2 separate regions of the Homo sapiens genome follow, and region 2 is linked to region 1. A link is a loop called in an ENCODE intact Hi-C map of the cell type or tissue named here. Cell type or tissue: CD14-positive monocyte. All regions are shown on one strand. Each heading gives the region's core, and the rest is flanking DNA. Links, peaks and the distances in the headings are about the cores only. Region 1 has its middle 9.7 kb from the start of SKIC8. Region 2 has its middle 15 kb from the start of IREB2.

Evidence for each region. Peaks named below come from ENCODE experiments on the same cell type or tissue, not always from the same donor. Only the 100,000 strongest peaks of a DNase experiment are listed, where the experiment ranks them.
Region 2: it touches region 1 in a loop (6-fold over the local background); 100 of 110 quality-filtered maps call a loop at or near these places.

Annotation. Positions count from the first base shown.
Region 1 is chr15:78,305,934-78,312,592 of GRCh38, reverse strand. No RefSeq gene overlaps it. Among named protein-coding and RNA genes, the nearest start is that of SKIC8, 9.7 kb to the right of the region's middle. In CD14-positive monocyte, for the core only: CTCF peaks have their summits at 3,791 and 4,002 (motif pointing left); DNase peaks (open chromatin) are centred at 3,992 and 4,422; H3K4me3 peaks cover 1,018 bases; H3K27ac peaks cover 1,878 bases.
Region 2 is chr15:78,420,177-78,426,835 of GRCh38, reverse strand. No RefSeq gene overlaps it. Among named protein-coding and RNA genes, the nearest start is that of IREB2, 15 kb to the left of the region's middle. In CD14-positive monocyte, for the core only: CTCF peaks have their summits at 3,605 and 3,831 (motif pointing right); a DNase peak (open chromatin) is centred at 3,805.

The DNA.
Region 1 (6,659 bases), core at 2,698-5,197:
GGAGGTGCTGTCAGCTCACGCTTGGGCAGAGCTGGTTGAAACTTGTGCAGAACGGACCCCAGGGTAGTGGCTGTACTAAGAGAGAAGAGGCTGAGAAGATGTGACGTGATGCACATAAGCTGTCCTATGCAGTAGTCAGCTTCATCGCGTGTGACACAGGCAGCTCACAGCTAATGTGACAAGTCAGTGGGAAGGACACCATGGTCAAGAACAGCTGAAGTGGATCAGAAGGTCAAAACTGGAAGGAGGCTGGGCGTGGTGTCTCACGCCTGTAATCCCAGCACTTTGGGAGGCCGAGGCGGGAGGCTCACTTGAGGTCAGGTGTTTGAGACAAGCCCGGGCAACACAGGGAGACCCTATCTCTACAAAAATAAAAATAAAATAAATTAGCCAGGCATGGTGGTGCACACCTGTAGTCTCAGCTACTCAGGAGGCTGAGGTGGGAGGGTCGCTTGAGCCCTGGAGTTTGAGCTGCAGTGACAGTGATCACGCCACTGCACTCCAGCCTGGGTGACAGAGCAAGACTCTGTCTCAAAACAAAAACTGAAGGAGTCCCAGAGCCAATGGACTCACGGGACAGACAGCTAGGGAAACTGAGGTCCAGAGAGGGTTCAGGCAGAGGCAGGCTAGAGAGTCTCCCTTTCAGAGCCAGAGATGGTTCCTGAGGCCATCTGGGTGACTTGCCAGCTTCATGCCTGGCACACACTTAATGATCAAAACTAGGAATGATATCAACAGTGACAATAACAGTAATGGCTCCTGATGTGAGGTTCCGTGTTCTGGCTGCTAAGCCCCTCGGCCTCCAGGGGCACTTTGGGCGTAACTGCACAGCAAGGTCTCCACATGCTTTCATTCTTCTGCTATTAATTTTAGTGCAATGGCAGTCAAGGAGTAAAAGCAGTGCTTTCACCTGGATATGCCAGCTCTGGCACCAGGATGCACTGGAGACTCACATCTAATGGGGGGCCTGGACCTCAGCTCTCTCTCTGAGTTAAGGGCAGTGTGTGGAAGGAGCTTTGTGGTGAGGCTGTTCTAAAGCTACCTTTGGCTTCTTGAATTCCCTTTGTCCTTCAGAAGTGCATTCGATACAGGAGTCCTGGGACTTTCCCAAGCTTACCAGCTTGGGGCCAGCACCTGTTCACCCTGGCAAGAGATCCTGGGCTTAACCTGTGGCAGGAAGGGATTTCCAGGTTCTTTTGGAAACCTCACGGCGGTGAGTTCTCTTCCTAGAGCTCCTTTTGCCCCCTTGCCTCCCAAGTGCAGGCCCCTCTGGGTCAGCACTTCCCTGCAGTCCTGCCTTTCCCACCTGGCTCTCAATCCTTTGACCTCCCCCCAACCCCACCACCAACTTTGTAAATAAAAATCCCTATATTTTCAGCTCTTTCACGGTCCCTTATTCCAACCTTGCTGTCACCACAGCTGGCTCTCTGTAGAGGACAGCGGTTCCTGGCAGCCTCTGGAGGGGACACTGCAGGTGTGCACACCTGGATTGAGACTGACACCCCCAGCAACATAACAGAACCACTCAAGGGGATGCTGGAGCTGGTACATACCAGCTTACCAGAGCAGATTGTACATATTGGTCAGCAACTTCCTGTCCGTGGCGTGAAATAGCCCATGGGGCATGGTGGCAGGTGCCTGTAATCCCAGCTACTCGGGAGGCAGGAGAATCACTTGAACCCAGGAGGCAGAGGTTGCAGTGAGTCAAGATAGCTCCACTGCACTCCAGCCTGGGCCTGGGCAACAGAGTGAGACTCCATTTCAAAAATAAAAGAAATAGCCCATGGGAGCTGTATTTACACTATGGAAATCAGCAAATGCTATAAGCCAGGTTTAGGGTTTTTCTCTGAAGAGCCTGTTGTTAAACACCTACCAGCACACCATGAACCCCTGATTCTCCTCCTTCTGCCCCTTTGAGACTCTCACCATCCAGGCAGACCCCTGGCTATGTTTGAATGTGTCCCCCAAAGTTCGTGTGTTGGAAACTTAATCCCCAAAGTGACAGTGTTAGAGGTGGAACTTTTAAGAGCTGATTAGGCCGTGAGGATGCCACCCTCATGAATGGATTCATGCTGTTATAGTGGGAGTGGGTTCCTTATAAAAGGACAAGTTCAGCCCCTCTTGCACTCTCTCTCTCTCTCTCTGTCTCTGTCTCTCCTCGCCTTCCCCCATCACCCTGTCTCTCCCTCTCCCTTCCTTGCCCTTCTGCCTTCTGCCATGGAATGACACAGTAAGAAGGGCCTTATAAGACACCAGTAACTTGATCTTGGACTTCCCAGCCTTCAGAACTGTGAGAAAAGAAATTTCTTTTCTTTCTAAATTACCCAGTCTTGGCCAGGCACGGTGGCTCAGGCCTGTAATCCCAGCACTTTGGGAAGCCAAGGTGGGCGGATCATCTGAGGTCAGGAGTTCAAGACCAGCCTGGCCAACATGGTGAAACCCCATCTCTACTAAAAATACAAAAATTAGCTGGGTATGATGGCCCACACCTGTAATTCCAGCTACTGGGGAAGCTGAGGCAGGAGAATCGCTTGAACCCGGGAGGCGGAGGTTGCGGTGAGCTGAGATCATACCACTGCACTCCAGCCTAGGAGAGAGAATAATAATAAATAATGATAATAATAAATTACCCAGTCTCAGGTATTCTGTTATAGCAGCACAAAACAGACTAAGACCCCACCTCCTTTTCCTTCGTCATCATGCTCACCTACCAATCTCTTCTATCTCATTCATTGCAGACAGTGGCACTAGCTCACAGCTTCCATACCCAATTCCTGCCACCCTTCAGAGGCTTACAGCCTCCTCCTGGCAGGCCCACCACCCTGGCCTCCTTGGCTCACCCTCCTACACTCTCAAGTGCCTTGGCAGCCATCTTTTTTGGCCTGACTTTGCTGCCTCCTATGTGAATAGGTAAATGCCAACGATGTCCAGAAAGTGATGGCATGATCCCCAACTACAGCAGAATTTCATACACAGCTGGGCTTCACGGTCCCTGTCCCCTCTCCACACATAGGACCTGATTCCCTTCGGTTGCACTTTGGGTCCCCGAGAGGTATGACTCAGTCCCCCAGTGTGGGGTGAGTCTACTCCTGGTTCCTGCCCAGTTTTGAAGGATGTGGGCACAGCGGAGGGACTCAGGCCCTGGATTGGCCCATCCGGTCTCTGGGCCATGCCCACAGCCTGCTCAGAGCAGAGAGTCAGGCTGCATGAGGACTCAAGGGGTCTGAGTTCTGCTCCCTACTCCACCACAGCTTTACCAGGTGCTCTGGATTAACCACGTGCTCTCCCTGTGCCAACTTTTCTATAAAATGGGGATACATAATTCCTACACCTCTTATGTAGGGAGAATCAGAGGAGCTAGGGCTTTTCCGCTGGAAAGTCGATCTTGGTTGAAGATGGCTTAGAGTCCTGGTGAGAAAGAGTCATTGTGAGCTCCTTGAGGGCAGGGATTTCATCTAACTCCTTTGAGTATCCCCAGCCTGGCCCCAAAAAGGTCCAGTTGGTGGATCCTGGCAGAATAGCCAAGTACTGAAGGTGACCACCAACCGCTGGTCAGCAGCTGGTGAAGCGAATTGAAACCCCACCCTGAACAGTTGCTGGGTGCAAAGAACTTAGTCCCCCAGGCCATGCTCGCAGGATGCAGCCCCTCAGTCAGGTATGTGCAGAGGATGGGAGGCCTCAGCTGCTTCTGGGCAGGATGCTCTCTCCCTGGCTTCTTCCTTCTGCTGTAACTCCCTTGGGGATCTCACTTCCAGAATCTACAACTGTGGTCTGGGAACCACACTTTTGAAAACCACTAGGGATTGAGACCATGGTGTTAACAATTTTGTTTTCAAGATGAGGAAGTTGAGGTCTAAGATGCCTTTACGAGGGGTCCCATAATGATTCAAGAGCAGGAATTCACTGCCTCCGGAGTCTGGAGGAGCCCAGGAGGGCAGGTACTTGCTACTCCATCAGCGGCGCCAGCCAAGTGGGCATGCGTAGGCAGTGACTGCCATCCTCTGGCCAGCCGTGGTAAAGCCCCTGGCTAGTGGCTCCACTGTGGTGGTCTGTGTTCCCGACTGGGGACTGTCAAGGACCCTGATTGCAGGGTAGGAAGCCAGTTCCAAGAGGTTCCCTGATTCAGTATCCATGGACCAGCTGAAGAAAGGAGTGATGTGTCCTTGTGGGTTTGGATTTGAATCCAGACTCCCGCCTCTGGCCCCATAATTGTCCTGCCCTCACCCTCTCCATACCCCTTTCTTTCCTGTGAGCTCCTGTTTCCCCGCTTTCCCTCCCTAATACTGTGGAATTATGAACAAAAAAATCAGCTACACCCAATTCAGCATGGGTTTCCATCCTTACTCTGCCTTGCTGGCTGAATGACCCTGCAGAAGCCACTTCGCCTTTCTCAGGGTCAGTTTCCTTCTCTGTGTGAAACAGGGTGACTCCCTCCTCCGTAGCACTAGCGAGAGTTATTTCTCAGGGCGTGGCCCAGTCCATACATCCACCATCACAGCTCTCCCAGTGTTTGAAACCAAAATTAAAATTTGAAGACATTAGTGTCTCCAAAGTGGAATGTGTATACCCCAGACAGTGAGCAAGACCGTCTGGAGTATAGGAAGAAAATATTAGATCTTCTGATATTTATTTTTATCTTGTCCCTCTTCTATTTTTATATTTGTTTTATAATGTACATAAATATTATAGTAGTATAAATACATATATATTTATAAATAATGTACACACAGGAGAATGCATGGTGATAATTTTTTGTTTTTAATTAATTAATTTATTTTTTTCGTGAGAGAGGGTCTTGCTCTGTCACCCAGGCTGGAGTGCAGTGGCACCATCTCAGCTCACTGCAGCCTCTGCCTCCGGGCTTAATAGATCCTCCTACCTTAGCCTGCTGAGTGGCTGGGACCACAGGCATGTGCCACCACACCTAGCTAACCTTTTTTACATTTTTGCAGGGAGGGGTTTCATCATGTTGCCCAGGCTAGTCTCAGACTTATGAGCTCAAGTGATCCACCTGCTTCGGCCTCCCAAAGTGCTGGCATTACAGGCATGAGCCACCGTGCCCAGCCAGTAATAAATTTTTAATAATAGGTACATGTGGTCACTGCTTTAGAAAAGAGGAGGCATAACTTTCTAGAAGTTTCCTTGTGAGGAAATGCTCAGAGTGGCTGATTGCTGGGTGAAGTCTGGAAGTTGCCCTGGCTATAAACTTCAGAGATGTAAATACCCTTAGCCATCTGGCAAGCTAGTGAGGAAAAGAGACCTGGGGGCTTTCAGGGCCTTCCCTAACAGTGGGCTGTATGTTTGAGACGTCCCAGAATGGCAATTGTAAGAGTAATCCTAGCTGGCATTTATTGAGTGTTTTCCTTGTGCCAGGCACTGTTCTAAGCATTTTACATATTTTAACTCTATTAATCCTCATATCAGCCCTAAAAGGAAAGTTCTAGTATTATCCCCATTTTAGTGATATCCCAGTGGGGTTACATAATTTACCAGAGCCTTGGGTGGAGCAGCCAAGATTGAGCCCAGGCATTGTGCTCTAGAGGCCAAGTTGTTTAACCCCTTTGTGCCAAAACTGGAAACAAAAAGCGCCTGGGGCCTATCTGGTGGGGCATGGAGGAGAGAAGGAGGTGCTGCTTGATGAAAGCGGGGAAGCTTGTGGGGCAGAGTGAGGGTGGCATCTGTAGAAGGAGAGGGGCACCACATGAGACACTGTGGCCCGCAGGAGGGGAGGGAAGAGGGGGACTAGGAAGAAGGAGAGTCGGGTGTCAGCTGTGGGGTCCAGAGAGGAAACCTGGGATAAACATCAGAAAGGGCAGGTGGGGTCCCTGACATCAGACTCTGCCAGCTGGGGTTCTGAGGAGAGCCTTGAGAGCTCTACACAGGGCAGATGTGGCCCATGGACCTCCCTCTCCTTCTCCCTGTGCTGAGCAGAGAGCAGGACTTTTGCCTGCACCCCTCTCCAGACCTGCTGATTCATGTCTTTCCCGGGAAGTCAAGTAAGCCTTCCCGGAACTGGGGCGGAGGCAGCTCTTCCTCCCAAGGAGGTAGTGAGCTCCCTGTCCTTGGAGGTATTCAAACAGAGGCTGGATGATCCCATGGTGGGGTTGTATAGAGGGAGAGAGGTATGAGATAGATCTGTGAGGTTCTTCTTCATTCAGAAATGCTTGGACCTGTGACTGAGTGGAGAGGAGAAGTATAGGGGTAAGTCCTGGGACACTGTGGCCTAGTATCATTCTTCCTGCTTGAGCCTCTCTGTGGGTCTGCTCTATGCAGGGCTAGTTGGAAAGGCAGTGAATGACTCAGGGAACAATTATGTCCCTGTGGGGCTGCAGCCTTAGAGGGGGCCTCCCAACCTTGGCCTCTTTATGAATTGTAGAGCTTTTCAGGGCAGCCCTTACATCTTGGAGCTACTTCATCATTAGCCTGGATGTTTACCTATCTTATTCTAAAATCTTTTCATTTCCTCCTGACCTGGAAGACCAGAACTCTAATTACAGATGTTTAAATGTCACATACAATGGCAAGTCTCTCCAGATTTGCTTTACAATGGGCATTCCGTGGATCTGTGAACTTTGATAGGAAAATAATTATATCTTTATTTCCCTTAAACTGTAACTGGAATTTAATATCTTCTTTAATTATAAATGTATGCAATAAAT
Region 2 (6,659 bases), core at 2,716-5,215, 110 kb before region 1:
AAAATACAAAAACTAGCCAGGCGTGGTGGTGCGTGCCTGTAATCCCAGCTACTCGGGAGGCTGAGGTGGGAGAACCACTTGAATCCTGGAGGTGGAGCTTGCAAGTGAGCTGAGATAGCACCACTGCACTCCAGCCTGGGCGACAGAGCGAGACTCTGTCTTAAAAACAAACAAACAAACAAACAAACAAACAAACAAAGCAAAATATTACTACAAAGCTATAGTAACCCAAACAGCATGGTACTGGCATTAAAATAGATGCATAGACCAATACAACGAAATAGAGAAGCCAGATAGATGTAAACCCACAGGTTTATAGCCAAGTCATCTTTGACAAAGGCTACACATTTATAGCCAGCTGATTTTTCATAAAGGTGCCAAGAACATACATTGGGAAAAGAACATACATTGGGGAATATATTCAATAAACGATGCTGTGAAAACTGGATATCTATATGCAGAAGAACAAAACTAGACCCTCGTCTCTCATCTTATATGAAAATTAAATCAAAATTGAATAAAGACCTAAATGTAAGACCTGAACTATGAAACTACTAGAAGAAAACATTGGAGAAATGCTTCAGAACATTAGTCTGGGGAACGATTTTTTGGATAAGACCTCAAAAGCACAGGAAACCAAAGCAAAAATAGACAAGTGAGATTATATCAAGGCTTCCGTGCAGCAAAGGAAATGATCAACAGAGTGAAGGGACAACCTACAGAATGGGAGAAAATATTTGCAAACTATCCAACTAACAAGGAATTAATAACCAGATATATAAGAGGCTCAACTCAATAACAAAAAAGTAAATAATTCAATTAAAAAATGGGCAAATGGTTTGATAAACATTTCTCAAAAGAACAAGTATATGAAAAATGATCAATATCACTAATCATCTGGGAAATGCAAATCAAAACCATAATGAGATATCATCTCATTCAAGTGAAAATGACTCATCAAAAAGATAAAAAATAACTGGTGAGGATGTGGAGAAAGGGGGCCTCTTGTACACCGTTGGTGGGAATGTAAGTTAGTATAACCACAATAGAGAACAATATAGAGGTTCCTCAAAACTAAAAATAGAACTAACATATGACCCAGCAATCCCACTGCTGGGTATATATCCAAGAGAAAGGAAATCAGTATATCAATCAATGAGATTCTGCACTCTTATGTTTATTGCAGCACTGTTCACAATAGCCAAATTATGGCATCAATCTAAGTGTCCATCAACAGATGAATGGATAAAGATAATGTAGTATATATACACAATAGAGTATTATTCAGCCATAAAAGAATACAATCCTATCATTTGTAGCAACATGGATAAAACTGGAGGTCATTATATTGGGGGTCCCGAGTTTTTATTTTTCTTTCACAGAGCCATGCACAGAGATACAAATATCACATGTTCTCATGCACACGTGGGAGCCAAAAAAGCAGATCTTATGGAGTGAGAGAGAAGAATGACAGTTACCAGAGGCTGGGGGAGAGTTAGGGGGTTGAGGGGTGAATGAAGGGAGGTTGGTTAAGGGGTACAAAAATATAGTTAGAGAGAAGGTACAAGTTCTAGTGTTTGGTCTTGCTTTGTTGCCAAGGCTGGAATGCAGTGGCACTATCTCGGCTCACTGCAGTTTTAACTTCCCAGGCTCAAGCGATCCTCCCACCTGTGCCTCCCGAGTAGCTGGGACCACAGGCATGTGCTACCAAACCCCACTAATTTTTATTTTTTGTAAAGACAGGGTCTTTCTATGTTATCCAGGCTGGTCTCAGACTCCTGGCCTCAAGCAATCCTTCTGCCTCAGCCTCCCAAAGTGCTAAAATTAGAGGCGTGAGCCACCGAGCCCAGCCCAATTTGTGTTTTTGTTTGTTTTCCAAAACTTGCACCAAAGGAATTTAACTGATGTAGCTATTTACTAGCTGTGCAGTTTTGGGCAAGTTACTTAACATCTCTGAGCTGCAGTTTCCCCAGCTGTAAAGTGGGGACAATACTACTGACTACTTGGATTGTTGTGCCAATTAAATGTATGTGAGGGTTTGTATTTATTTCCAATGGTGGCTGTAACAAATTACCACAAACTTAGTGGCTTAAAACAGCACAATTTAATTATCTTACGGTTCTGGAGAAGTCTGAAATGGGTCTTATTGGGCTAAAATCAAGGTGTCAATAGAGCTGCACTCCTTTCCAGAGGCTCTAGAGGAGAATTCATTTTCTCGCCTTTTCTGGCTTCTGGAGGCTTCAGACATCCCTTGGCCCTGGCTCTCTTCCATCTTCAAAGCCAGCAATGGTGTCACTCAGACCTCTGCCTCGGTCTTCACATCTATCTCTGACTCTCTACCTCCTTCTTTCATTGATAATGAATCTCGTTATTACATTGGGGACATTGGATACTGAAGGATAATCTCCCAATCTCAAAGTCAGCTGATTAGCAAACATAATTCCATCCTAAGCCTTCATTTCCCCCTTTGCCATGTAACATCACCTATTCACAGGTTCCAGGGACTAGGGCATGGACATCTTTGGAGAGGTGGGGGAATTATTCTGCCTACCATAGTGGTCTATTCGGGTATGGACATGTATCTAGCACTCAGTGAATCATTCCCATAGACTTTTAAGCACAGATGAAGAACATTTAACCCCACTTGGAGGGAATTAAAAAAGGTTTCTAAGAAACATTAAGAGAAAATGATTTTTTTTTGAGCTGTGTCCATTTAAAAACAGTGTCCAAGGCAGGCGCAGTGGCTCATTCCTGTAATTCCAACACTCTGGGAAGCCAAGGAGGGCAGATCGCTTGAGCACAGGAATTCGAGACCAGCCTGGTCAACATGGGGAAACCCCATGCTGAAACTCTACAAAAAATAGAAATATTAGCCTGGTGTGGTGGTGCACACCTATGGTCCTAGCTAGTTGGGAGGCTGAGATGGGGGAATCACCTGTGCCCAGGGAGGTCTGGGCTGCAGTGAGCCATGATCATACCACTGCATTCCAGCCTGGGTGACAGAATGAGACCCTGTCTTAAATAAATAAATAATAGAATAAAATAAAAGCAGTCTGCCATTTATTGAATACCTCAGACAGTGTATTCAACAGTTTAGGCTGTTTGCATAAACTATTTGTAATCCTCATAATAACCTTGAAGATAAATATTATTAGCCCTGTTGTACAGAGAAGAAAACTGAGACGTGGAAAAATATAATCCCTCATTAGCACTCACTCATTAGTTGGTGGAACTAGGAAAAGTCGTTTTTGATAAGAGCAAAAGAAGAAAAAATGTCTAACGTTTAGGGCCCCTGCTAAGGGGAAGATGGGCCCAGGAGGGGCCTTGCACTGTGGTTTCCCAGATGGCCAGAGGACAGTGTCTAGGTGCTGGGAGGGATGTTTGGGGAGAGAGAGAAAAAAGGGTACAGGAATATAAAGGGAATTTGGGATGATGTGGAAGCCATGTCCCACTTAATTTACAGATTTCATAAACACTTTAAAATGTCACATGGCCAAGCGTGGTGGTTCACACCTGTAATAAATGTGAATAAAATAATAAAATTAAATGTCAGCACAAGAAGGGAAGATAAGAAACCATCTAGTTTAATAGCTTTATATATGAGCATGGGACTTGCTTAAATTCCCACAGTGAGTTATCCAGTGAAATAATGGCAGAGCAAGAATGGGAAACCAGATTGTGGGCCCCAGTCCCATATGTCTTCCACGCTCTTCTGCAGGCTGAACCAAATGGTTTGTGCCCAGAAAATAGGTGAAGTTCAGAAGTTACAGCTTGAGCTGCTGTTAGGCCTAGTGGCCTCCAGGGGGCAGCAGTAGGCATTGTCCCTTCCAGTGATGTAAAGAGAGACAATAAGCAGCGTCTGACCTTGACATCCGTAGTTAATAAAACACTGAGGGAACAATAAGGGATTGAAGTTCACACTGTATCCTGTAGCATGGCAATAAAAACGGATTTTTTTTTTAACATTTAAAACACCCAAATGGCCCTTTCAATCAAAGCCAAAGGGTCTTGCTCTGTCGCCCAGGCTGGAGTGCAGTGGTGCGATAGCTTAGTGCAGTCTCGACTTCCCATGCTCAAGCGATCCTCCCACGTCAGCCTCCCAAGTAGCAAGGACTACACGCCAGGTGTACGCCACCATGCCTGGCTAATTTTGTTGCCCAGGCTTGTCTCAAATCCTGGGCTCAAGCAAACCTCCCACCTCAGCCTCACAGAGTGCTGGGATTTCAGGGGCAAGCCACCATACCCAGCCTCAAAGCAGTTATTCTACTAGACTAGATGTCTATTCCAAATGAAGCTGTCCCTACTCAAAACATTGCAATCACTCTTCTTTTAGAGTGGCCTTCAGAGCTGAGACTGGACCAGAAGGGTCAGGCTTGAGGGTGAGCATCTGCTTTGGAGGCCATTCATCTAAAGCCTGTAAGACTAAAATCTGACTTTTTCAGGTGCCCTGGGCCTGTCTCCTACAAACTTCCACTCCTCCCCCACTGATAAAGAAATATTATCCTGGACTGGGCATGGTAGCTCACACTTGTAATTCCAGCACTTAGGAGGCTGAGGCAGGAGGATCGCTTGAGGCCGGGAGTTGGAGATCAGCCTGGTCAACAGAGTGAGATCCCGTCTCTACAAAAAATAAAGAAATTAGCCAGGTGTGGTTGTACATACCTGTAGTCCTTTCCTTGCTATTTGGGAGGCTGAGGTGGGAGGATCACTTGAGCCCGGGAGTTGAAGGCTGTAATGTGTTATGACTGTACCACTGCACTTCAGCCTGGGTGACAGAGCAAGACCCTATCTCTAAAAAGCACACACACACACACACACACACACATATATACACACACACACACACACACACACACACACACACAATCCATCCTGGTTCAGGCCACTATCATCTCTGCTCTGGATGATGACAGCAGCCTCCTAACTAGTCTCAGCACAACAGCCAGAGGATGCTGTTAAAGTGGAAGCCAGCTCATGTCATTCTTTGCTCAGAACTCCACACTGGCTCCCATCTTAGTCAGTGTAAAATTCAAAGTCCTCACGATGGCCTCCAGGGTCCTGATCTGACTCCTCCTCTTTGGCCTCATCTCCTACATCCTTTGCTCACTCTGCATTAGTCTCATTCCTTGCTCTTTGCTGTTCCTTTAACACCAAGCACAATCTCTTCTTTAGGCCTCTGCATTTTCAGGTGCCTTCTCCTAGATAGCCACATAGATTGCTCCTTCACTTTCACTGGGTCTCTGCTCCAATTTGCCCAGCTCGGTGAGGTCTTCCTGAACACCCAACATATATGGCAAACCCCAGCACCCCTTATACTCATTCTTTTCATTCCTCTCCGTAGCACTTATTGATACAGAATGGCTGAGCGCCCAGCTAAACTCCACCCTTAAGCCTGGAGCCATGGCCCTAAGTGAAAACAGCTGACCCCCTTTTTTTCCATGAAAATGTTGCTTGTTTGGTCTGCCCTGCTCCTCTCCCGTGCCCATAAAAAGACTTCAGCTGGCAAAGCAACACAAGCGGCTGACCGGTGGGGATGCAGGCTGCTGGGAGTTGGGGATACAAGAGGCTGAGCAGTGAGCAGAGAAGCAGCAACTGAGCGTTGGAGACTATGGATAGATGCAGCTAACTTCAGACAGTGCGGCTTCAGGGAAAGATCACCTTCTTCCCACACAATCCCCTTTCCAGCTCCCATGTTGCTGAGAGCCATCACCCAATAAAATCCTCTGCATACACTACCCTTGAACCCGTTCTTGTGACCTGATTCTTTCTGGATGCTGGACAAGAACCTGGGTGCTGAGAGGGCAGGGGCTTGGACACTGCTGCAGGGATGCACAGAGCCTGCTCTCACCAGAGAGAAGTGACTGGCCGGTTCCAGCATTCGTTCCCTCCGGTTCCTGTACTCGCTTGCACGCTCCCTCTCATGAGGAGTGGCCAGCGGTGGGCTGAGTGAAACAAGCCACTCCAGTTCCTGCCCACGAAGGGGGTCAAGGTCAAGGGAACCATCCCATCTCATTATCATGGTCTAATATGCTGCACATTTAACTCATTTGTTTGTTGTCTATTTCCTACTAGAACATAGGTTCCATGAGGCAGGGACTTGGTTGTTTTGTTCACTGCTGTATCCCCAGCCCCTAGAATTGGCACATGGTAGGTGTTCAATAAATATTTATGGGAGAAAAAGCATGAATCAAGTGATCCTGCAGGCAAGCTCAAAGAGAGACGCAACTTGTCTCTCTGAACCTGGAGTGGGAAACATCAGAGGCAAAGATACCTCTATTGATTCTGGTCATATTCACCTCTGTGACTTCCGTTAAGTGAGCGCTTAAATTTTCAAGTTAAAAAGGTTTTTCCCCATTGAGGGTGTATCTATGGTGTTGGCAGGAGGGATGGTGGAAAATTGCTCAAGCAGCAGCAAAAAGCAGAAGCCAGACAAGCTGAGGCTCCTCCAGTCCATGCGGTGGAGAGACCTAGGGAAGGTTTCTCATTCCTGGGTCAAATGTCACATAACCTAGTGCTTTTTCTCTCTTAGTTTTAAAACTGCCTTTGGAAAATTATGACAGTAAGAGAAATCTGACATAGTTGACTCCATCTTGCTTCTGACTTCCAAGCTGTTCTTGGTCATTCCTGGGTATAAGTCAAGTTAACCTTGGGAAGAATTC